3 separate regions of the Homo sapiens genome follow, and all the other regions are linked to region 3. A link is an interaction called in ENCODE POLR2A ChIA-PET data of the cell type or tissue named here. Cell type or tissue: A673. All regions are shown on one strand. Links, peaks and the distances in the headings refer to the core of each region. The heading gives the core; the rest is flanking DNA.

What was found. ChIA-PET counts read pairs that join two places held together with the same protein. Peaks named below come from ENCODE experiments on the same cell type or tissue, not always from the same donor. Only the 100,000 strongest peaks of a DNase experiment are listed, where the experiment ranks them.
Region 1: POLR2A ChIA-PET joins it to region 3 with 6 read pairs; 2 of 35 experiments call an interaction of 5 or more read pairs at or near these places.
Region 2: POLR2A ChIA-PET joins it to region 3 with 31 read pairs; 1 of 35 experiments calls an interaction of 5 or more read pairs at or near these places.

Annotation. Positions count from the first base shown.
Region 1 is chr10:4,785,658-4,793,949 of GRCh38, reverse strand. No RefSeq gene overlaps it. Among named protein-coding and RNA genes, the nearest start is that of AKR1E2, 36 kb to the left of the region's middle. In A673, for the core only: no CTCF peak of the experiment used is centred there; DNase peaks (open chromatin) are centred at 3,469 and 3,749; H3K27ac peaks cover 568 bases.
Region 2 is chr10:2,853,124-2,861,415 of GRCh38, reverse strand. No RefSeq gene overlaps it. Among named protein-coding and RNA genes, the nearest start is that of PFKP-DT, 210 kb to the left of the region's middle. In A673, for the core only: no CTCF peak of the experiment used is centred there; DNase peaks (open chromatin) are centred at 4,235 and 4,575; H3K4me3 peaks cover 328 bases; H3K27ac peaks cover 2,651 bases.
Region 3 is chr10:4,687,120-4,695,411 of GRCh38, reverse strand. It overlaps LOC105376373 (a long non-coding RNA gene), which reads right to left. Exons shown (of 4, transcript XR_001747338.2): 4 at 6,103-6,165. Among named protein-coding and RNA genes, the nearest start is that of MANCR, 13 kb to the right of the region's middle. In A673, for the core only: no CTCF peak of the experiment used is centred there; a DNase peak (open chromatin) is centred at 3,341; H3K27ac peaks cover 2,099 bases.

The DNA.
Region 1 (8,292 bases), core at 1,581-6,580, 98 kb before region 3:
GAATAGTATGCAGCCATAAAAAAAGTATGAGTTCACGTCCTTTGCAGGGATATGGATGAACCTGGAAACCATCATTCTCAGCAAACTAACACAGGAACAGAAAACCAAACACTACATGTTCTCACTCATAAGTGGGAGTTGAACAATGAGACCACATGGACACAGGGAGAACATCACACACGGGTGCCTGTCGGGGGTTGGGGGGCTACGGGAGGTATAGCATTAGGAGAAATATCTAATGTAGATGACAGGTTAATGAGTGCAGCAAACCACCATGGCATGTGTACACCTATGTAGCAAACCTGCACGTTCTGCACATATATCCGAGAACTTAAAGTATAATTTAAAAAGAAAAAAGAAACTTGAAATACTCTGACTTTTCAGTTAATGTGTCAATAACTTTCCTTTTTAGCTTGAGCTAATTCCAGTTGCGACTTGCAGGTTATATTTTTGTTACACTGTCACATTTGCTAATACAATTGATTCATAAGATTTAATTTACAGAATGCACAATATATTTTAAACCACACATTTGCATCACATATTTCTGAGTATATATGCTGTGAGAGCCTTGGTAATTTTATCTGAGAGCTATGTATTATTCAGAACCACTAAGATCATATCTTTCAATCCCTCATTTCATAAGTGAGAAACTGAGCCCATCAAAAATAATTGAAATTGTTCAGCTTAATAGATGTAGGTAATGATGTAGGTAGGTTAAAAATTAGTTCCTTTTGACACAAAATCACTTCTGCCAGCACAGGACATGTTTCATTATGTTCCATGAACTGTGAAATTCTTATTCCAAGTAACCAAGCTAAATCAGCTAAGAGAGGTTTGTGAATGTGAGAAGAAGTCCTCTCTCACACCTGGAGTAGAAATCGAGAACATACCATGAAAGATTACAGAATCCATTTCAGGCCTTGGAAGGACTTCCACCCGCCTCACAGAGCAACAGCTACCACCACAAAATGAAAGCTCAGGAAGAAAAAGAAGTTAGTGGGTGCAGCGCACCAGCATGGCACATATATACATATGTAACTAACCTGCACATTGTGCACATGTACCCTAAAACTTAAAGTATAATAATAATAAAAAATAAATTAATTAATTAAAAAAAAGAAAAGTAAAACAAACAAAAAAAAAAGAAGCAAAGTAGCTGCTGCTGTCCCACCTTCATTGATTGATTTATCTGACAAGTGCTACCTGTTACTTTATTCCAGGCCCTTTGCTAGTTCTTGGTGATGAATGATGAACAGAACTCAGGCTCTGCCCTTATGGAATCCAGTAGGAAAGAGAGTACAGCAAAGAGATAGTTGTAACACAGCTGGAGGGGGAATTCCTAGGGAGGAACTGGGGTCAGAGAAGGCTTCTCAGACTTCAGAGCAAGGAGGATTTAGCAGGTGGGAGTAGGGGGACAGCATTTCAGACCAAGAGAAGAGCATAAGCAAAGGTTTCTGACTGGCAGAAACAGGGAAAATCTGTGTCATTCACGTGGCTGAGGGATGGAGTGCAGGGAATTCTGAGCCCCCAAGAGAGAACCCCAAGACACCAGCAGAGGTAGAAGCTCACAGGAATCTCCACAAAACATAAACACCTCTCCATGAAATAATGATAATGAGTCCTTAGTTGCAGAAAAGGATTGAGTATCCGGCTATAATCTGGATAGAGACTTTGCAATTTAAAAAATCATTTTCAACGCAAGTGAATTTTATAACTTTTAAAGGCCATATGCCTACATCATTAGAAATCATATGTTTTGGATTTTTGCTTATAGAAGTATGACAGGTGGCTTTCCTTTCACACATTCTAAGGCATTTTCAGGTTTAGAAAACTGGAATGCATAATTGAACAAAATTCCTGTAAATAAACATTTATTTTTCTGTGTCTTTGCAGAAACTAAAAATTCCTCTCTTTAAAATATTACTGCAACATAATTTATCTTTCTGCAGAGAGATACCTAGATCACTTGAGTGTTTAAACATTTTATTTCTGACACAGCCTAGTCTCAATTGTTTTAATAACGTATTTTTTTCTTACTGTATACATATGTTTGTCTAATTACATCCTGGGTACTCTTGAAGTACTTTGAGCAAAAAGAGCAGATGTCAGTGTTTTCCAGCTTTATGTAAATTCTTTTAACATATGTAATCCCCCACTCAACTGTAATTTTTTTGTAATTAAGAAATATTTGAGGCCGGGTGCGGTGGCTCACTCCTGTAATCCCAGCACTTTGGGAGGCCGAGGCGGGTGGATCACAAGGTCAGGAGATCGAGACCATCCTGGCTAACACGATGAAACCCCGTCTCTACTAAAAATACAAAAAAAAAAAAATTAGCCAGGCGCGGTGGCGGGTGCCTGTAGTCCCAGCTTCTCGGGAGGCTGAGACAGGAGAATGGCGTGAACCCGGGAGGCGGAGCTGGCAGTGAGCCGAGATCGCGCCACTGCACTCCAGCCTGGGCGACAGAGCAAGACTCCATCTCAAAAAAAAAAAAAAAAAAAAAAAGAAGAAAAAGAAATATTTGTTGGATGCATCTTATCTATGTTAAACTATGTGTGCCTCATATATAGACTCTGGACTCCTTAGAATAATGTCTATAGTACTGGTGGTTAACCCATCACTTGCCACACTCCAGACATTCTAATGATGGTCAATTTGTCAGGGAAGCAGGAGCCAAGGAGGGACAATGTAATGCCTTTTTAGTTTAGTTCCATTCTGAGACTAGCAAAACGCATGCCTTGCCGGTCATGACCCATATTCATGGGATGTTTGTATTAAAGGAAACAGCTTAAAGGTACCTGCAAGGACACACTCCTACAACAACAGAGAGTCCAGATGTCCCAATACCCATAACAATATATGTTTTGAAGATAATAATAGTTATGCTTTGATGTACTCACACACTAGACGGTCAAGGCTAGTTTTCTTTAAATCAATACAGCAATAAATGTGTCAGGATGCCTGCTTACCTGCACGTAGATACAGCTTAGCTTAGTCTTTACATAGACAAGACCCCTATATAAGGAAAACTTAAAACAAAGCCTGGTGGTTTCTCCTCTTGCTTTCCGAGGGTGCCCTACTCTATAATAAAATAACTTTTAATAAACCCAGTTTTTTCACTGCACTTTGTGAATCACCCTGAATTCCTTCCTTCATGAGATCCAAGAATCTTCTCTTGGATCTGACAAATCCAGTAACAAATCTATTCCAAAACCTGCCGTGCTCTCTTAAATTTATTTTTTTTTAATTTTTTGGGGGGCATTTGGTCAGAACATTATAATTTCCATGGCCTTTTATTTGTTCTTCTTTTAGCCGGTTTCAAGAGTTCCCAAATCCTCAAAGTAGCAAGGCGACAGGAAGCTTACATTTAACCACATCTATAAATTGTATTCAATTTTTAAAAACACACAGGGTGTTAAAATTCTGTGATGCCTTTAATTATTCCTTATAGTCACACAACTGAAACTTCCTGTAGAGTAAAATGAGCTCATTGGTCGTAAAACAGCTCAAAAACTGAGTGTTCACCATGTTCATGGTGCTGTCATTTAAAATGGAATGCTCTATTTTATTTTTTTTTGTCATCTATATTGAGGTATAATTTACATACAACAAAAAGGAAACATTTTAAGTGTGTGCTGACAGGAGCATCATCATTGTCCATAAGAGTCATCCCAGGTTTCCTCCAACCCCACTCACTCATCTTTCTATCACAATTGCTCAGTTCAGCTGCTCCACAACGTCAAATAGATGGATGCACGCTGTTGCGTTTTTTTTATTTCTGGCTTCTCTTACTCAGCATGTTTTTGAGATTCATCCAGGTTGTGTGTTAGTCCTTTCTCATTGCTAAGTAGCTCTCAGTTATATGAATATGCTGCAATTTTTAAATTCATTTGCTTGTACCTGAACCATTGGGTTGTTTTTGATTTGGGGTTATGTACAAGTCTTGCCACGTACAAGTCTTTTTCTAGAAATAAGTTTTATTTATTTTGAGTAGGTATCCATGTGTGGGATTGTGTGGCCATAATTTTAAATTCACCAACAGCAGCATAGGAGGTCTGCAGTGGCTATGCATTTTCACTAAAAGTATTGTTAGTCTTTTAATTTTAGATATTATATTTGTTATAAACTGGTATCTCATTCATTATGGTTTTAATTTGCAGTTTTCTGATCACCAATGATGTTGAACCTCTTCTAATGTATTTATTGACCATTCTGTTGTGAAGTAGTACCTACTTAAGTCCTTTTGGCTTGTTTGTGTTATTAATTCTTATTGTAAAAATCATTTGTATGTGCTAGATAAATGTATATTTTTCCTCCATGTCTGTGGTTTCTAATTTTATTTCCTTAATGCTGTCTTTAGAAAGGCAGATGGTTTTACTTTTTATGATGTTTAATTTATCCTTTCTAAAAAAATGTATGTTTTATGCTTTTTGTGTTCCATCTATGTCTTAAGAAGTATTATAATTTTAGCTGTTACAATAAGGTCTCTCTAATCCACTTCAAATAAATTTCATAGTGTGAGATAGAGGTTGCTTTTCTTTTTCATACAAGTGTTAAGACACCATTTGTTGAATAATTTATCTTTTTCCATTGAAACGTATTTTTGTCATTGTAAAAAATTCATTGACCATATATGTATGGGTCTATTTCTGACTTTTTTTCTGTTCCACTGATCTATATGTTTAAATTTATACTAACTCTGAAATATCTTGGTTATTGTTGCTTTATAGTAAGTCTGGAAATAATATAGTGTAACTCTTTCAACTTCATTTTTCAAAATTATTTTTGCTTTTCTAGATTCTTTGATATCTACTTACATTTTAGAATGAGCTTATCAGTTTCTGTGGCAGAAATATCTGTCAGGATATGGATTAAAAATGCATTTACTGTATAAATAAATTTGGGTAAGAATTGATGTCCTATTGATACCATTGCCATACTGTATATTTATATTTGGATAGTCTTTTATTTCTCTCAACATTATGTTTTTCATCATAGATGTTATCCATAATTTTGTTAATTATATTTCTTGGTATTTTATGGCATAAACCACTTAAAATTATATTTTCTAGTTGTTTGAATATATTTAGAATTCTAATTTATTTTTTCCAAAGGGCTTGCCACCTAAACCCTTGCTAAATTTATTAATTAATTTTGGCAGATCAATTTTTGATTACTTAGGATTTTATATAGGAACAATAATATAATCTATAAAAAGAGGCTATTTTAGTTCTTCATTTTAAATCTTTCTTATTTTTCTTGCTTTTTTCCACTGGCTAGGAGCTCCAGTGAAGTATTGGCTACAAGTATGTAGAGCAGACTTACTTTCCTTTTTTTTCTTTCTTTTTTTTTTTTTTTGATCTTAGAAGAAAGACATTTGGTCATTCACATGAATTATTTTGTTAGCTATAGTTTTTTTTTTAACATGGCCTTAATCAGATTAAGACAGTTTCATTGTGTTTTTGACAGTTTTTCATGGATAGATGCATAATTTAGTCAAATGCACTTTTTGCATCTATAAGGTGATTATATATTTTCTTCTTATTCTGTTCTGTAGTGAATTACATTGATTGATTTTTGCTACTGAACGAACTTTGCATTCCCAGGATAAATCCTACTTGCTTGTGGTGTATTTTACTTTTAAATATTGTTTTACTTAATTTCTTAATATTTTGATTATGTTTTTATATTATTTAAATCTTCAAGTATATTCTTTTGATATCTTGTGCCAGGTTTTGGTATCAAGGTTATTTGCTCCTATGAAATGAGTTAGGGAACATTTTGTCCTATGTTTTTTTTAAAAAGCTTCTGGAATTGTTATTATTTCTACATAAAATATCTTATGAATTTAATAGTGAACCTATCTTATCCTGGTGTTTCCCTTGACAAAGATTTTGTTGTGAATTCTATTTTATAGTAAGAATACCTGCATGGGAATAGCTGTTTTTATACTATATTTATATTACACAGTATAAATACAGAGAGAATAGCTGAATTTAGGTATGTTTATAAATATAGCTATTCTTATGCAGCTATTTTCTCTCTTTCTCTGAATAATCTTACTAGAGTTCTGACAACTTAATCTCAAAGAAACAATTTCTGCTTTGTTAATTTTTCATTGTGTTTTGTTTTGTTTCATTAAGTTTCAGAAAACCTTTCTTTTTCTACATGCTGCTATTTAAGATAATCAATTTCCTTGTGAGAAATACTTCAGGTGAATATCACAAATACTACCATACTCTGTTTTCACTTTTATTCAGTTCAAAATATATCCTAATTTCTCTTGTGATTTTCTATTTGAAGCATGGGTGATTTTGAAATGTGCTATTTTATTTCTAAGTGGAATTCCTCTGGAGTTCTTATTGTGTTTGATTTAAATTGAAAAAACATGCCAATCCCAATTACTGGAGGATATCTTTTCTAGTAAGACTTCTGCAAATTTCCAATATATTTTTCCTTTTTTCATAGAATATTTAGAAATGTGTTGTTACAGTTCCAAATATTTAGAGGTTTCCTAGAAATATTACTAGTTTCTATAGACAAAATCTTGTTGATCAAACTAAACAGGGTTATCTTATGATATCATTTCATAATTTCTAGAGCAAAATACATCTATTGAAATATAGAAGATATTTTACTGTTAAAGAATTCTATTATATGTATGAGAGCTGCTGTTCTTTTTTTTTTTTTTTTTTTTTTTTTGACAGATTCTTGCTGTGTCGCCAAGCTGGAGTGCAGTGGCGTGATCAATCTTGACTCACTGCAACCTCCACCTCCCAGGTTCAAGTAATTCTCGTGCCTCAGCCTCCCAAGTAGCCAGGATTAAAGGCACCTGCCACTACATCCAGCTAATTTTTGTATTTTTTGTAGAGACAGGGTTTCACCATGTTGGCCAGGCTGGTCTTGAACCCCTGACCTCAAGTGGTCTGCCCCCCTTGGCCTCCCAAAGTGCTGGGATTACAGGCGTGAGCCACCCTGCCCTACCCAAGAGCTGCTGTTAACACCAGAGGTGTAGGCTATCTTGGGTCTGTTTTTAAGGGTCCAAGTTTTGGCTACAACATCCTCTACTGCAAAAACACTGGGTGTACGGTAGTACAAAAAAGGTTTGGTTAAAGTATTAACCAAAATATAAGTAAAATACAAGAAAATAAAATATAATCCACCATTTCTGAAATGGCTGCTCCATACCTTCTGAAGTCTCTCTTGAACCTCAGGAGATCACAGGGCTCCTCGTTCACCCTGACATCTTCACGGCAACAGTGCTCAGTTTGGACACTGAACTGTGGGAAGTACAGTAAATAGAGCACAGTTCACTGTGGGCTGAGCTTCCTCACTGTTGAGACGGCTGTGCTAGTCTCCAAGGCACAGATGCATTCACTGTCCCACGAATAAGATCTTAAGACGGGCCGTGATGCCTCCCACCTGCCTTCACTGCCCTTGATAGATGCCACCCTATCGACACTTCTCAGCATTTTTATCATCCTAGACACATTTATAATGGCATGTACTGCATTATTTTCCTGCACGTTTGACTAATTTTTGCTTTTCTGGATTATGGTAGTGACTCAAAGTATAAACTGAATTTATTTAATAAGAGTAGAAGAACTGAGGATAGGATACTGACATTATTAACATTAATGAAATGGGCAGAGAAGAAGATAGTAAATACGAATCTGAAAGTTATTCCAAGACATACGATGAGTAAGAGTTATTATGTAAAGAGAAGAGAGTGTCATTAAATACTCAACATTGTCAAATGAGTCAGAGAAATCAATTGTATGAAGAGTGACGCATGACTTTTTTTACTTGGCAATTAGAAGATCATGGATTAATTTTCCATGTACGTATTCAATAAAATACAAAGCACAGAAGCTGATGTATAAAGCATTAAGCTATATAAGGCAGTAAATAACAGAACTGATTAGAAAAAATATGGCGCACACTTAAGATGAAAAACTGTAAATCCATTAAAATGAGAATTGTGACAAATTTGTTGAAAAATCAATTTAAACATTGTTCAATTGCTGCTATGTATCTTGAAAGTGGTATAGTGTATTCTTGCTATTTTACTTTATACATTTTTCATGTTTTTCAAAACACCATGCTTGCTAGTATTAAGTTCTGAACGTCATTTCTTCTTTGTTACATCTCTTACTTAATGATAAAGATAATTTTGGCATATTAGTAAACCCCTAGATATGCAACTTTTAGCAGAATGAGCTTTCTAGCAGTAATTCAGATGTCTTAACTCTCCAATTACAATTACCTTTCTTGCCTGGAAGTGTGTTAAG
Region 2 (8,292 bases), core at 1,581-6,580, 1.8 Mb after region 3:
TAGTTATGCACAAAGACAGTCCAGATTTCTCTTTATTAATTTAACATGCTGTGTTTTTGTAGCACTTTCTTGTTAATAAAATGTGTTTATTCCAATGCCACATTTAACCCTCACGATAATCCTGTGAGGTTAGTAACTCTTTCTTACAAATGGGGAAATGGAGGCTCAGGGGGGTAAATGATTCATGCAATGGAATTCACACATCTACATAATAGCAGAACTGGGGTTCAAACCTGGCCTTCCCTTGATAACCTTAGTATTCATTTCTCCACACTAAAATTTGGTTCTGGTGAATGTTTATTGATTGGTTAGAACAAGTTATAAAAATAATCAGTGGTTTGGTTGATATTTATTACAAAAATATAATACAGAAAGATCTTTTTCTCATACCTGAATGAAGAGAAATTATTTTATAAGAAAATAAATCAGAACCCAAGATTATTTTTGAGGGTCTCCTGTGGGAATACCATCTATGAGGAGGCAGTGTAACACGGTGCTTAAAAACATAGACTTTGTCAGACAGACCTTAGTTGGAGGCCTGACTTTGCCACTAGTTTCTTCTGTATCCTGCCACTGGACATCTTCAGCTTTTTTTCCTCATCTTTGAAGTGGTTACCTTCCCAATAATGTTGTTATGGAATTTAAGCAAGATTAAACGTAAAGAACTTGTCAGGGTTCTAACACAATATTCAATAAAGAGTGATGTTATTATCATATTAGCATTCCTAAAACATTGTGGCAGATTATTATAATGGTTTCCCTTCAAGGTCATCCCTCCCTGCATCCACACCCCTGTGGGCCTCTTCTCTGCCACCATATTGACTCCATGTGACTTGCTTTGGCCAATGGGAGATGAACACAATTGAAGAAAGCAAATTCTTGACAAACATTTGCATAGCTGGTCTTACTCTCTTGTGTTGCTGGGCTGTTTTCCTCTATGTGAAGAAGCCAGGACTTGTTCACTGGAGACAAAACCAGCTGTCAGAGAAGCGACTGAGGATGTCTCAGACCAGCAGCTCCAGCTGAGCCATCAGATGACTGCACCTATATGAGTAAATCAAGATGCAAGTTGGAGAAAAACCATCCAGCTGAGCCCAGCCCAAACTACCAATCCACAGAATTATGGGCTCATAAATAGTTGTTTTCGGACAATCATTTTTAGAATGATTTGTTATCCAGGAATAAATAAATAAATAAATTTTAAAAAGTAACTGCTACTTTGAAGTTGGATTGTGTTGTAACCAAACCTAAATGTGTGGTATTGGCTTTGGAACTGAGTGATGACTAAAGGAAGGAAAAAAAATAAAGAAACTTCTACAGAAGGTTGGGAAAACAGTGACATGTGTGTAGTGTTATGAGAATTAACAAAATGTTGTCTCCCATATTCTGAGGGGAAAAAGCCCCTAATGGTCTTGTTGATTAGAGCTAAAGAGTTATATTTAAGTAGGATGTTGATAGATTTTGTTGGATGCGTGTAGATGTAGGATAAAGTACTACAAGAGAAAGATGACTAAGGAAGAAACTCTAGTTTTCCAGCAAACTTTAGAGAAAACATAAAGAACTCAGTACCTGCCAGTGGGAAAATAAAAGATTCTCAAAGTAAGAAATGATCTCAAGTCATGATCAAATCAAATGTGTGGCTACACAGCCCCTTTAAAAAATGTTTAAAAAAGATGTAAAGAAAAGTTAGACAAACAGACTTCTAAAAATATTAAAGGAGTTGTTTAAAGTGTCAAGACATGCTCAACATAGAAAAAGATCTTTCTCAAAAAGAATTAGGATATAGGCTTTTTGTCATGGAATGAACTTCAATAAGATACATCAGGAAGCCACAAAGTTTTTAAAGAAATTGTGTCAGTGTACACCAAAAGGATTGTGACTGTTCAGAAATTTTTTAAAAGACCCTGCATTTCTAACTTTCTATAAGGAGGTTTTAGGCTGAGAAAGCTGCTCAGCTGCAAACAACTCCTTTTTAGAAAAAGAAAGATGTCTTACAGGATAGAGCCAAGAGGTCAGAAAGCAGAGCAGAGAGCCATGGAGAACAGTGCACTGAGGTGCTACTCTCAGGTAGCAAACATCGACCCTTGTCAAGAAATATGCTCCTTTTGCTGGGGAACTGGCAAGGTGTGGCTTGTTGGGTTTCATGATTACTGTGGTCTAGTGACTGCTTTGCCCTTCTCAATCCCCACCTTTTAAAGTAGGCATGCCTGTTGCAGTTATCTAGTCTTTGTCTTAATGCAATCAGGAGGAACTCCACCTGAGAAGTTGCACTTGAAGAATCTCATTAACATCTGAACCTCATGCAAGCCACATGGTTGTGGATTTGGCGCCTGATTCAGTGACTGGATAAATCTTGGCATCTTGGGAGGAGATGAGTATGTTTTGTAGGTTAGAGACATGAATCATTGGCATTGAGGGTGGCCTGTTGTAAATTTTAGCAGTGTTAGTCCCTGTTGGATACCTCCCTGGATTTATATACTTGGACAGTCCTGGTCATATAGACTCTGGGCTTAGACATGTAACTTTATTTGGCCAATGAAACATTAGCAATTATAATGCAAGCAGGTGCTGAAAATGAGCTTTCTCACTGGGGAATTCTGTCTCTTGATCCTAGGGACTCCTTTTCCTCTATAAAAGGAAGCACAGGGTAGTCTGCTGAAGAAATATGGCTCAGGCACCTGCCAACATCACCTACCAGACACGTGAATGAAGTCAACCAGAAAACTGTAGCTACAGAGGTGACTCCATGGATATTAGCAGAAGAGTCACCCAGCTGAGCCCAGTTCCAGCTACTGACCCACAGAATCCCAAACTAATGAGATTTTCTAAGCTACTAAACTTCCAAGGTGTTTGTTTCACAGCAATTGATGAAATATATGAATTATCCAGTATCCATCCTGCCAAGTCTCCTATGCTACTAAAACAACAGTTAAACTAGAAGTATCCAGGGAGACGTTCTTGCAAAGTGAAGTCCACAAATACCCAGCAACAAAGAAAACTGCCAAGTAAGAGACAAGGAGCTTGAAGACGTGTCACAATGCATTCATTGCATTTCTTTAATTTTCCAGACAGAACTCTTGTGATTGAGCCCAATGTCTTCAAATGGCCAACATTTTTTTCTATGAAAAAGAATATACTCAGAGAAACAATAAAAGACAGAAGAGAAAAAACATAGAATTAAAACAAAGAAGATAGGAAGATAAAGAGAAGTTAGCCATGGTAAAAGCAGTGTCCTATAGGTAGATACTTAGAGGGGAAGATATGTAGGAACAGAAAGATCCTGCTGGACACATCAGGACCTTCTGTCTCTTCTACCAGTTCTCTTTAACTTTCAAAAGTAGCATCTCAAAGGCAAAACCCAGGCTTTCTAAAACAAAGCCCTCTTCTACACAACATATACAAATAAAACAATCTTTTGCTCCTTTAGTGGTCACTGGTTAGAGGAGATCATCCTGGGAATATTTTGCAGAGAACCTCTTAAGCCGTCATTGATTAATTGCTCTTATGTGTGTAGAAATCTGAAGAATGATGTGAGCAGAAGTACCCAAGTTTTCTTGACTTTTTGATTTCCTCTCTTCCAGGCTATCAGATTGGTCTCTTCTTTGCTTACCTAAGTATGTCCTTTAGAGGTAATTCTAGGGCCTAATTTTTCTTAGTTCTTGATTTAAGGAATTGAGGAGAAGAGATTGTCATAACTGGCTGTGTAACAATTTTCTCAGAGACCTGTTTCTCCCCTGTGGAGGTCTGGACTTGGAGTAGAGATGGTAATAAGAATCCCATTTCAGAGTAGATCTAATCTGTTTTCTTTAAAATATTTTTTAGTAGCAGTAAAGCAACTATTTTTCTCTTCATGTCTATTTCTTAAATTTTTCAGAGTCTACAATGGGTATGTGATTGCCAATCACAGAGACACTTAGCAGGAAACACATTAGAAATAATGCATCCTTATAACAATAAATACGGATTAGATTAAATCTGAGTGTAAAGTAAAGAAAAGTACATGGATTATTGTTCATAAATTAATAATAACTATCCGTTATTGGCCAACGGCTGTGTCTTAAAAACCTTAGATTCATCATATTTTGTCCAACTCTGCAAAATAGGGCTGACTACTGTTCTTATTTTATAGATGAAGAAACCTCTTAGAGACATTAACTTCTCCAAAGTCCAGAGACTTGCAGAAATAGAATTCAAACCCAGACCAGCTCAAATACCATGCCTGAGCTGGTATTTCCTGAGCTATTTCCTACGACGTTGTGCTACCTGTTTATCTCAGTTTTCTTTCTCCTTTCCCCTCCCCTTACCTCTCCTCCTTCCCTCCTCTCTCCTTTCCCTCCCTCCCTCCCTTCCTTCCTTTCTTGCATCCTTCCTTCCTTCCTTCCTTCCTTCCTTCCTTCCTTCCTTCCTTCCTTCCTTCTTTCCTTCTCTCTCTTTCTTATTAAAGAAATCTCAGAAGCAAAATTTTGGATATGGCTTATTCAGAACAACAGAAGGGCTGTGTTTCTCTTCTCCACAGTAGTAAATGCAGTGATTAAGATAATAAAATTACTCATCTTTGTCACCTTCGTCCAGATTAAAGAGCTGTCTGAACACTGAAACAGCACTTTTGTGATTAGGTTGATTGGTATTTATGATCCTTAATGAGACATAATACAGTCATTTGTCCAAACTGTGAGCATATCCTCAACCCAAGTTGTCACGTAGCCAAGTGGAAATTACACAGGGTGCAGACCGCATCACGGCAGTGCTATGTCCTGCAGGAGCACGATTTCAATAGCTGCCAGGTAGCTAATGTATTCATTCAGAACTGCCGTTTGTTTCTACTGAAGATGTTTGAATCTATCGAAATATACTTTTCAAATTGTTTTTTCAATTATACTTTTATTTCAAGAGAACATAGATTTACATGCATATATAAGAAATAATACAAAGATCCCGTGTGTCCTTTACTGAGATTCTTTCAATGATAACATTGAGCAAAACCATAATATAATATCATCATAGTATATCCACATTAATACAATCCACCAATCTTGTTCAGATTTCTTCAGTTTTACTTGCGCTTGTACTCATTCATGTGTGTGTGTATGTGTGTGTGTGTGTAATTTATTACAGGTGTAAGTTTGTGTACCCACCACCACGATCAAGGTACAGAACATCCCTTCACCACAGGGACCCTTTGAGTTGCTGTTTTCTCCCCCGCCCCAGAACCTCCTCCTGTCTTTAACCCTGTTTGCTCCTAACATGTTTTCTGTTTCTATAATCATACTAATTGAAGAATGTTAAATAAGTGGAATCAGACTGTATGTAACCTTTTGGAATGAGCGTTTTATTTCACTCAGCAGAATTATCTGAAGATTTACCTCAATTGTTGGATGTATTAAAATTTAGCACCTTTTTACTGCTGTAAAGTATTTCATAATATGCATGAAGCTTATTTTATTTACCTGTTGAAGGACATTTGAGTTGTTTCTAGTTTTTGCTGTCAGGAATAAAGATGACATAAACATTTGTGTAGGTTTTCTTGTGAATAAGTATTTAATTTTTAGGGATAAATACGCGACAATGCAATTGCTGAGTTATATGTTAATTACATGCTTATTTTTACGAGAAACTACTAAATTATTTTTTGGAGTGGCTGTACCATTTTACATTCCTACCACAATGTATGTGAGACCCGTTTCTTTCCACTCTTGCCAGTATTTTATCCTGTCACTACTCCTAAAGCCATTCTGACAGGTATGTAGCGTAGTGACATCTCATTTTGATTTTAGTATGCATTTTTTTTCTGATGGCTGATGAAGTTAAACATCTTTTCCTGTGATCACGTGTCATCTGTATGTCTTCAGTGAAATATCTGTTCAAATACTTTTGCTTATTTTCTTATTTGATTGTTTCTTATTTTTGAGTTTTGAGAGTTCATAGTACATTCTAGATACTTTTCCTTGACTTTTTTATGTAGTTTGAAAATATTCTCCCAGGCTGTAGTTTGTCTTATCATCCTCTTAACAGGGTCTTTTGCAGAACAAAACTTTTAATTTTGATGAAATCTAAGTTACAAAATGCACCCTTTTGTGGATTATAATTTTGATGTTAAATCTAAGAACTCTTTGCCTCATCCTAGACTCCAAAGATTTTTTTCCCATTTATTTTACAAATTTTATACTTAATGTTTAACTCTGTGATCCACTGAATTGATTCTTGTATCAGATGTGAGACTTAGGTTGACACTTTTATTTTGCCTGTGTTCAGTTGTTCCAGCACCATTTGTCGAAAAAGCTAGGCTTTGGCATCTTTGTGCAAAATATACCAATAAATGTGGTATATTTATGTAGATCTAATTGTGAATTCTCTCTTTGATTCCATTTATTTATATGTCTATCCCTTCACCAATACAGTACTTTCTGGATTATTGTCACTCTATAGTAATCCTTCATGTGGGGTGGAGGGTCCCCTCATTATTTTCTTCATGGTTGTCTTAGCTATTCTAGTGCTTGTGTCTATCTATATAAATTTGAGAATATGTTGTTCATGTCTACAGAAAATCTTGCTGAGGTTTTGATAAAATTTGCATGAAACTCATATACAAATTTGGGGGAATTGGCACCATTACTATGCTGAGTCTTCCCATAGAGGAACACAACAGATCTCTTCACTTGTTTATGTCTTCCTCGGTTTCTGTCTCTTGTATTTTGTAATGTTCAGCATACAGATCTTGGACATGTTCCATTTATACCTAAGGATTTCATTATCTTTGGAGCAATTTTAAACAAAATTTTCAGTTTTAATTTTTATATGCTTATTGTGAGTACATAGACATGAGACTGATTTTTATGTGCTGGTCTTGTATTCTGTGACGTTGGTAAATTACTGGGTGGATTCTAGGAGGGTCTTTAAAATAGTTTTTCTTTTTCAAAGATTCCCCGGGATGTTCTGCATAAGCAGTCATGCCACCTGCAAATAGGAACACTTAGTTTCTTCCTTTTCTTAGGTACACATTTTATTTTTGTCTTCTTACTCTACTGTGGTAGCCAAACTTCCTGTATGATGTTGAATCACAAAGGGTGAACATGGATGTCCTTGCCTTGTGCCTGATATTGGGGGAAGGAGTTCACTCTTTTGGTAACCATGGTGTTAGCTGTAGGTATTTTTAAATCACTCTTTATGGAATTTCAGTAGTTCCCATCTATTCCTAACTTCCTGGGAGTTATTCGTTATCACGAATGGATGTTAGATTTTGCCATTTGTGTATGTGCATATTAACTGATGTGATCATGTGGTCTTTCTTCTTTTTGACCTGTTGACAGGTGAATTACATTAATGGATTTCAAATGTTGAGTGAGCCGTGCATTCCTGGAATACACCCTACTTGGTCATGGTGTGTAATTCTTGCTGTACGTTTCTGGGTTTGATTTGTTAGTATTCTGTGGAGGAGTTTTGTATCTCAGCTCATGAATGATATTGGTCTGTAGGGGGATTTTTTCTTTTTTTGGTACCATCTTTCCCTATTTTTATTATCAAGAAAATGCCGACCTCATAAAGTGAATTGTGAAGAGAGCTCTTCTTTCAGATCACAGCAATTTGAATATAAAAACAAACAAGCAAACAAACAAAACAAACCAGAATGCGGTCCTCTGTATTCTCTGGAAGAGATTTTCTAAGAGTAGTGTAAACTCTTATTTAAATATTTGGTAAAAAATTTTCAGTGATGCCATCTGGATCTGAGATTTACTAGGAATATTGTAATTACAAATAAAACTTCGTTAGTGGTTATAGGACTATTCAGGTGCTCTCTTTCAGGTTGAGTTTGGGGAGTCTATTGTTTTCAAGCAGTTAGCTTATTTCTCCTAAGTTGCCAAATTTGTAAGTGTAAAACTTTTTGTTACATTCCTTTCTTATCTTTTTAAGGGCTGGCTGCAGGGTCTGTGGGATATTTTATTTTTACTAATATTAGTGATTTGCATTTTCTGTCTTTTTGTCTTTGTCTTTCTAGAGTTTTATGAGTTTTTTTTTAAGAATAACCATTTGGTTTTAATGATTTTTCTCGATTATTTTGTTATTTTCAATTTCAGTGGTTTCTGCTCTTATTTTTATTATCTTCTTTCTGCTTGTTTTGAATTTCTTTCTTTCTTTTATGTTTATGCAGTTTTTTCCAAACTTTTAAATTTGAATTAGGCTACAGAAACCACTCCTTTTATATCTAAGTAAAAACACACCCAGTGTGTTCCCAGGGGGATAAGTAGAAGCGACTTTTCACATTAGAAATTTAACCATTTATCAATCAAGTATTTG
Region 3 (8,292 bases), core at 1,311-6,310:
AGTGACAACAGAATATGTCTTTGCAGCCATCAGAATATGATGGTATTATGAATTGTGGAATAGTTGAGAATCCCATAATGGGCCTAAGGATGAACTGTTAAACCTAAGCTATATGTCAAAGAGAAGTTGTTTGTATACTAGATATCTATTTAACCTCCAACTGAAGGGAATAAAATACCAATTTTCATAACTAAATTTCAAATTATTTCATGGTGCTTTTCCAGAATTTCCTGATGTCTCATAGGGAGCTCGTATTAATATGATAATGTAGAAATGTAAAATGAGGTATATGGCATTTTCAAATACGTGCTTTATTTTTCTTTGGGAAAGTATATTATACTGTTGGGCTCATTCTCATGAAATTCATTGGCATGTGCATGTTACCCATCACCCAGAAGCAGCTGGCCTGAGAGATCTGATGGGATGCTGTTGTTGTTCATTTTTGTTGCTATAAAGGAATAGCTGAGACTGGGTAAATTATTATTATTTTTTAAAAGGTTTATTTGGCTCATGGTCCTGCAGGCTGGCAAGTAGCATGGTGCCGGCACCTGTATCTGGTGGGGGCCTCAGGCTGCTCCCAGTCCTGGTGGAAGGCAAAGGAGGTAAAGCTTCAATGGTGAGAGAGGAGGAAAGAGATGGGAGGAAGGCACCAGGCTCTTTTCAACAACCAGCTCTCAGGAGAACTCTTGCAGGAATTAACAGAGTGAAAATTCACTCATTATCATGAGGACAGCACCCAGTCATTCATGAGGGATCTTGATCCCTAACACTTCTAATTAGGCCCCACCTCCAACATTTGTTCCATCAAATTTCAACACGAGGCTTGGAGAGGTCAAATACCCAAACTATAGTGTATGTTTCTTTGTGAAGATTAAGTGATGCTTCTGTCTTGGTGGCAATGCCTCCTAGAACCGGAATAATATTTTTCAGGATGTGCTGTACACTCTAGATCAATGACCAATATATTAGTTTTTTCCAAAGCTAGAATCCATGGGTCCAAGATTGAAGGGGTGAAAATGGGAGTGATTTATCTCATTATTGCTCCTAGCGATTCACTGGCAAGACATTTTGCTTCTTCTTCCTGTGATATTGGGATCTTCTGGTCCCCAAAAGAGGTATGGGATTGTGATACTGTCATTAACCTGGGATTTAAGACAGGCTCTTAGCTTGGGTTTCCATAACAAACCACAGACAACGTGCCTTAAGCAACAGACAAGTATTTCTCACAGTTCTAGAGGCTGGAAGTCCAAGGTCAGAGTTCTTGCTGATTTAATCTCTGGTGACAGCTCTCTCCTGGCTGATGGATGGCCAGCTTCTCCCTGTGTCCTCACATAGTGCAGGGGGACAGAGAGATAGAGAGACAGAGATGTTAAGAGAGAGAGAGATTCGGTGTTTCTTCTTATGAGAACGCTAATCTTATCAGATCAGAGCTCCACCATTATAACCTAATTTACCCTTAATTACATCCTTATTCCAAATACCATCATGCTGGAGGTAAGAGCTTCAACATATTAGTTTGGAGTAGATGCAATTTAGCCCATAGCAGATGGACACCAGGCCCCTTTGGGATCTCATGCCAGTGAAGCAACAGGCCAAGAAGAGTGTTCCTCTACTAGAGTAGTAGAGGTCGTCAAGGAAGTGCTGGTCAATGCTGCTCAATTAACCAATAATTCCTTCCTATGGTCAAGGAAATGCTGGGTTTATATCCAAAGAGGATAAGTAGATGTGTGTTTGAAATTATGAAATCACCTGGGGTGCTTGTCATTACTTCCATGTTCTATAAAACCGGCTGTTGTTTAATTTTTCAATACAATGCTACAACTCAATACAGGCAGGCCTCCTAACGGTGTAGAACCTTCTAAAATGAAGAAACCAGCCATTCTACAAGGCAGGGAGCCACAGTTAGCTATGGTGCTTTCCAGGAGAAAAGAGAATATGAAAGGGGCTGTGGAAGAAGCAAGTTACCATTATCAACTATGATCATGTGAGCAGTGGCAGAAAGAAGGACTTGAACAGTGTTGAATATATTTTTCCTGGCCAGATGCAGTGGCTTGTGCCTGTAATCCCAGCACTTTGGAACGCTGGGGAGGGCGAATCACAGGGTCAGGAGATTGAGACCATCCTGGCCAACATGGTGAAACCCATTCTCTACTAAAAATACAAAAATTAGCTGGGTGTGGTGGCGCGTGCCTGTAATCCCAGCTACTCAGGAGGCTGAGACAGGAGAATTGCTTGAACCAAGGAGTCAGAGGTTGCCGTGAGCCAAGATCTCACCACTGCACTCCAGCCTAGCAACAGAGTGAGACTCCATCTCAAAATATATATATATATATATATATTTCCTTATGTTGATTTGTGTATATATTAACCAACTCTTTCCTTTTATTCCTTTCTTTCATTTTTATACAATTTAAAATAAAATATATTAATAATAATTAACTTTATATCTCTGTATTTAAGTTACAGGATATCAATGGAGGACTGAGAGGACTCAGCTAGATGAATGAACTTTCACCTAAAAGGATTTTGTGGCCCATTTTTTGAAGAGCGTTAAGAGGTACATGGTTGTATGTAAAACAATTGCATAATATTAAACAAAATGCATGATTTTGCTGTTTTATTTAATTGGAAGTTGTCTGCTGAGGAGTATCATGTGTGAATGCCAATTAACAAAGCGTGCATCGTGGTCATTATACACTGTACCGACGTAGTTAACTAGAAAAGGAATCTGCCAATTATGGCCCGAGGGATAGATTCTGCCCACTCTCTGTGTTTGTAAATAAAGTGTTATTGAAACATAGCCATACCTACTCATGTGTCTGCTATCTATGGCAACTCATGCTCTAGAATGGCCTGGTTGAGTAGCTGTGACAGAGACCGTATGCTCTGTAAAGCCTAAAATGTTTGCTATCTGGCTATTTACAGAAAATTGCCTGTATGTACATCTATATTATATGTATATCACGGTCATGATTGCAATAATTTATGAAACTCTACTCTGACAATGTCTAAGTCCTTACTCACATTGGTGTTTCTGTCATCCAAACATAGTCATACACATAAACTTTATATAGCCATTTATACTGCCTGCATGCCTTCCTTCCTTCCTTCACCTTCCTTCCTTCCTTCCTTCCTTCCCTTCACCTACCTCCCTTCCTTCCTTCCTTCCTTCCTTCCTTCCTTCCCTTCACCTACCTTCCTTCCTTCCTTCCTTCCTTCCTTCCTTCCTTCCCTTCACCTACCTTCCTTCCTTCCTTCCTCCCTTGTCCTTCCTTCCCCCCACGCTCCATCCTTCTCCCTTCTCCCTTCCCGTTCCCCTTCTCCTTCCCCTTCCCCTTCCCTTCCCTTCGCTAAATTGTGGATAAAGAGAGCTATGCAGTGGCAAGTCCATTTCCCCAAAACCTACTCATCTGTTAGGAATGCTGAACAACTCCCTAGCTTCTCCTTCTAGCCCTCCTTTAACACAGACATAGGCTGGAGCATGTTATTTGTTTTACTGAACGGTTTGTTGTTTAGTTTTTCTCCCTTTAGAAAGATTAACAGTGATATAGCTAAGATAACAGCTTTGATTTTTTTGTTTGTTTGTTTTGATTTGTTTTGTTTTGCACACGTTACCTGGTGCTCCTAGAGGAAAGTCTGAAAGCGTTAAGGAGAAAAGATACTAGTCCTGCCTCTTTTGGGACTCCAAAAGCCCCAGGAGCCACAAATGAAAACACTGGCAGTGGGCAGGTGTTGGAGATTCCCCTTGGGCTGGCAGATGTCACCCCATCTATTCTGAATGACGAAGTTCACACCTGCTTGATTGTTAAAATTTGCTTTTCCATATGTTCCATTTATCTGTTGCTATATAAGAAACCACTCAGAATTTAGTAGCTTGGCTTAGGTTCTGCTCACCACGTGTTTCTGCTGCCTTCGGTGTGGGCTGGGCTGACTTGGTGACTTTCAGCTGGTAAATATCTTGGTGATTCAGAATACATATTAAAAAATGTGTCTAGGTAATTTCACTCCCTCCGTGTCTTTGGTAGCTTCAAAATACTTTGATTCCCATCTTTCTTTATCTTCTAAAAGCATGGTCCTCTATAATCTCTGATCTTTTTGTGGATCATATTTATATACAAATGTAAAATCACAGAATTTGTTTCACATTTTATTTGTAAATTTTTATTTTATAATGGGAATTTACCAAGCAAAATGCCAGGTAAATATTAAAATATTCTTATAGTTATGATATTAATATTTAAGGGACTCAAGGAGTTAAAGAAATATTCGTGTGTGTATGTGTGTGTGTGCCTGAGTCAGTTTGAGTGTGTGAGCATATGTGCGTATATGTGAATATATGTGTGTGCATATGTGTGTACATGTTTGTGTGCATATGTACCTGTGATCATGTATGTACATGCATGCATGTATGTGTGCATGTGTATCTCAATCCTGCATCACCTTTCCTTCAATAGTAACAATAGTGGTCATTTCCCCAAAATTATAGTAAAATTATTCTTTTTCTTCTAGTGTCTATTAATTTTACCTGTGGGAATAATTTATTTCAGGGCCATCTAACCTGATATAGGCTGTCTTGCAGAAAATAGATTTAATCCAAGATTAAAAAAAGGAGAATGAATTCTTTCCTGCTACAGGATAAACCCACTATGGCCGATTAAGCTGAAATAGAAGAACTCAGGCAATGGAGTGCTTCAGAAAAGAATTGATTTTTGATATTCATTCTACATATAATCTAATCACTCTCATTCATATCCCTGTAATATACATTTCATTACAGCTTTAAGACGTATCCTTACATAGGAATAATCAGTGAGAAAGGAGAAAATATGTATAAAGTATCAACTTGCTTCTGACATCATGAAAAAAGGTAAAATTCATTTTAAATCCCTAAAATAGTGAGATGTCTTCCTGCCTCATTTTTCTTCCCTTTGCGTCTCAAATCTGAATTCTAGGAGAGGTGTGCATTCCACCCCCACTCCAAAAAAATCCTAGTGGTGGGAAAATCAGGCCAACTGTCAGGCATGTGACTATGTTCAGTTGAGCTCTAAATATCATAAATGTTTTCTTCTATATTTCATATTTTCTACTCTAATAATAATGGTGTCATGAAAATACCAACTTTTTCCTAAAGCACCAAACTATTCTCTAAACTTTAGATTAGTAATAGAGAATCCAAAGGATAACATATTGCTTGATCTATTTGGACAACTTAAATGTAAAAACATAGACTTTCTTGGAAGTTGTAGAATATTTAGAGATAAAGAATATTCACTATTTTATTTAATATATCAAATAAGTATTAATTCCTCAACCTTTCTTTTATTTTTATTGTTGAGACTACATTTACCATAAAATGTGGTAGTTTTCAAATAAACTTCCACGAGGTAAATATTGAAATCAACCAACTTGTATTTTTCTTCTAACCTAAAGACATTATAAAATTCACAAAATTTCTTTTAGTAACAGGAACCAAAAGAGAACATCAAATTCTTTCTCACTGTGTTTCAAATTCAAGTCACAGAGTCATTCAAACAAAATGGAACAAAAATAGAAACAGATTGGCTCAAGTCAGTGAGGGTCCTGGGCTGGGTACTCCCAGCCTAGTCAGTCTGGTGGCCCAGGCAGAGCCTGTAAGACCGTGTCGGGTCCAGTGCTTTTGACGCTTTATCCTGCAGACCGTTCCCCACATCACAGCAGACATCCCCTGAAGCTCCACACTCCCCTAACCTTTGCACTCACGTTCTCAGAGGAGGCTTATGCTCTGTTTTGCAGCGCCCATATTAAACCTCAGATATATTGTTTTCTAAAGTCATGCTTTTGTGTCCAGACCAGGAAAAGAAAAACTCATTGCCAGTCTGTGCCATGTCCACCCTGTGTTCAGTGACATTGAGATGCACTAGACCAGGCAAGAAGAGTTCTCAGCAGGAAGGCAAGGAAGGCTAATATCCCCCTGAAAGAATAAAGAGGAGGAATGCTGTGCAGGATAAAACAGATTATGAAACTTTAAAGGTGAAATGATTTTTACAAATACTCTATTTTAAGTATCTCATGTTATAGATGAGAAAACCGAGGTACCTGGAAGATTATTTGACTTTCCACAGTTGTGTTGTAAGCAGTGACCCCCGCAAGAAGAGAGTACTTCCTTCTGGTTGCTCCTTCTGAAACCTTGCAAAAATTTTTGAAGATAATATATATGGGACATGTTAAGGAGAAAGTTATTTGCTTTATTTATCTATTTGATTTATACTTAGGTTTTTCTATGGGATGCTTCCTTGTATCTCCAGTATTCACCTCAGCCCAAGCTTACATCTACATGAGTGTGTGCATTATATGTATTGCATATTGTGTAGCAGGTTCACGGTGCCTGCTTACCCACTTACCTGAGTCCCATAAGACAGAACACACTCACACACAGCATGTTGCATGAAGTAGGTTTCACTCACAGATAGGCAGCAAGGGACAACAGAGGCCTAGGATTTACAGTAAGCCAGTCTTCCAAGGCTCAAGAAAGCTGCCGAGGGAGATAAGAGTCTCATCTGAAACTACCCCACTCTCACTACTGCTGAAAGCAGCTTTGTCTTAGGTTTTATACTCTAGGGTCATGTGATTATCTCAGCTACAGTGCTGAAAGATTTCCTGTTTTAAGGGGGAACTAGAACAGAGCCCAGGCTATTGCTGCCAGCCAGGGATGTTGTATTCCCAGCACATTCTACAGTTATTCTTGAGACCTATAAGTGAGAAAGGAGGGAGAAATTCCTGCATATGTGTGTGTGTGTGTGTGTATGTGTGTGTGTGTGTATGCATGTAAATGAGAGAGATAGATCAATCCACATGGTGATTCATTTATTTAATGCCATGAAAGATAAAGCAATTATAACATTTGCATCTAGAACTTAAAATTAACGGCCCTTGCCATTGAATAGATTACTTTTCTCTCTAAATTACTTTCTAGCAGTATTTACACACCTACAGAAACATCTCTCAGAATAGAAGAAAGCATTCAACCAGATCCTTATCACAAACTCTAATCCCTTCCAGCTGCTTATAGTAAGACACAAATATGTATCATCCACATGGACCCACCGATGTGTATTGAAGATCCACATACACAGTTAGAGGAAACATTCAATTTTCCATATGCCTTCTATCTTCCCCGTTTCTGATCCACAGGCCTTGTGGATTGACAGAGACATATAATACAATATGCATTTGGCCTTGTAATCTTTCTAAAAAAGCCTGGAGTCACTGAGCTCAAGGAATGAGTTGGAAGGACAACTTCATTAAACTGAAACGCTGAACAAACACCAACGAAATAAACCAGAAGAATTTCAAATAACTGGACCTTTTCCCTGAGCCATCCCTGACCCTTTCAATACCAGGTCCCAAATGAAGAAGTAAATAAACAGCACTTTGAGGTAAATGTCAGCACCTTATTGCAGAAACTTCTATTGCAGGACGTACCTTCCAGATGTCTAATAAAAATTATAGCAACCCCAAGCATCACCTGATCTTATTGTCACAACTTTGAAAATTTTTAGAGTATTTATACTCAACAGTACAAATGTGTGTGAGCATAAACACATGGACACATATATAAATAACTTTGTATATGTATATATGGCAAAAGGTGTAAATATGTGATATATCCAAACCCACTTGTACTCTTTGGAGAACTCAGTAGTAGACAGCAAAGTCGTGATGCCTTCAAGATTCAGCAGGTCCTGTGATTCCACAGGAAACCAGCCAGTCCGGCAGTTGACAGGCACTGGATTCCTGCTGCAGTGGCCGGGTGGGGAGAATTACCTACAACATTAAGGATCCAAGTGGAAAGAACTAGCAGCCAGCCTGACTGCATCTTGTCCTAATCAAAAGCATGTGAGGTTTTTCACATCTCCATTTGTCTCTTGTTTAACATATGATTTGGACATTTTGGGGAAGAAATCTAATTTCAAAATTGTGTACATATGTTTATTGAGAACTCTCATGCTGTTGGAAAGCACATCACTTTGAATGACATCTATCTTGTGCACTACCTACTGGGAGGCTCAGCAATCTTTTTTTTCTGTAATCATTTTCTTTCAGCAGAAAATATTATACTGTTTCTGAATAACTAGCAGTTACATACTATATAAACTGTGCACTATATATACTATGTGCTCTCTAAACCAACTATGTCATAAATGTTGGTACTGCATATTTATGTCAAATTAATGTGGTTTACTGAATTTTTCTATTCCCTGCCTAGGGTAAAACCCAAAATATATAAATATTTCTCCCTAAGTTTTCCCTCTC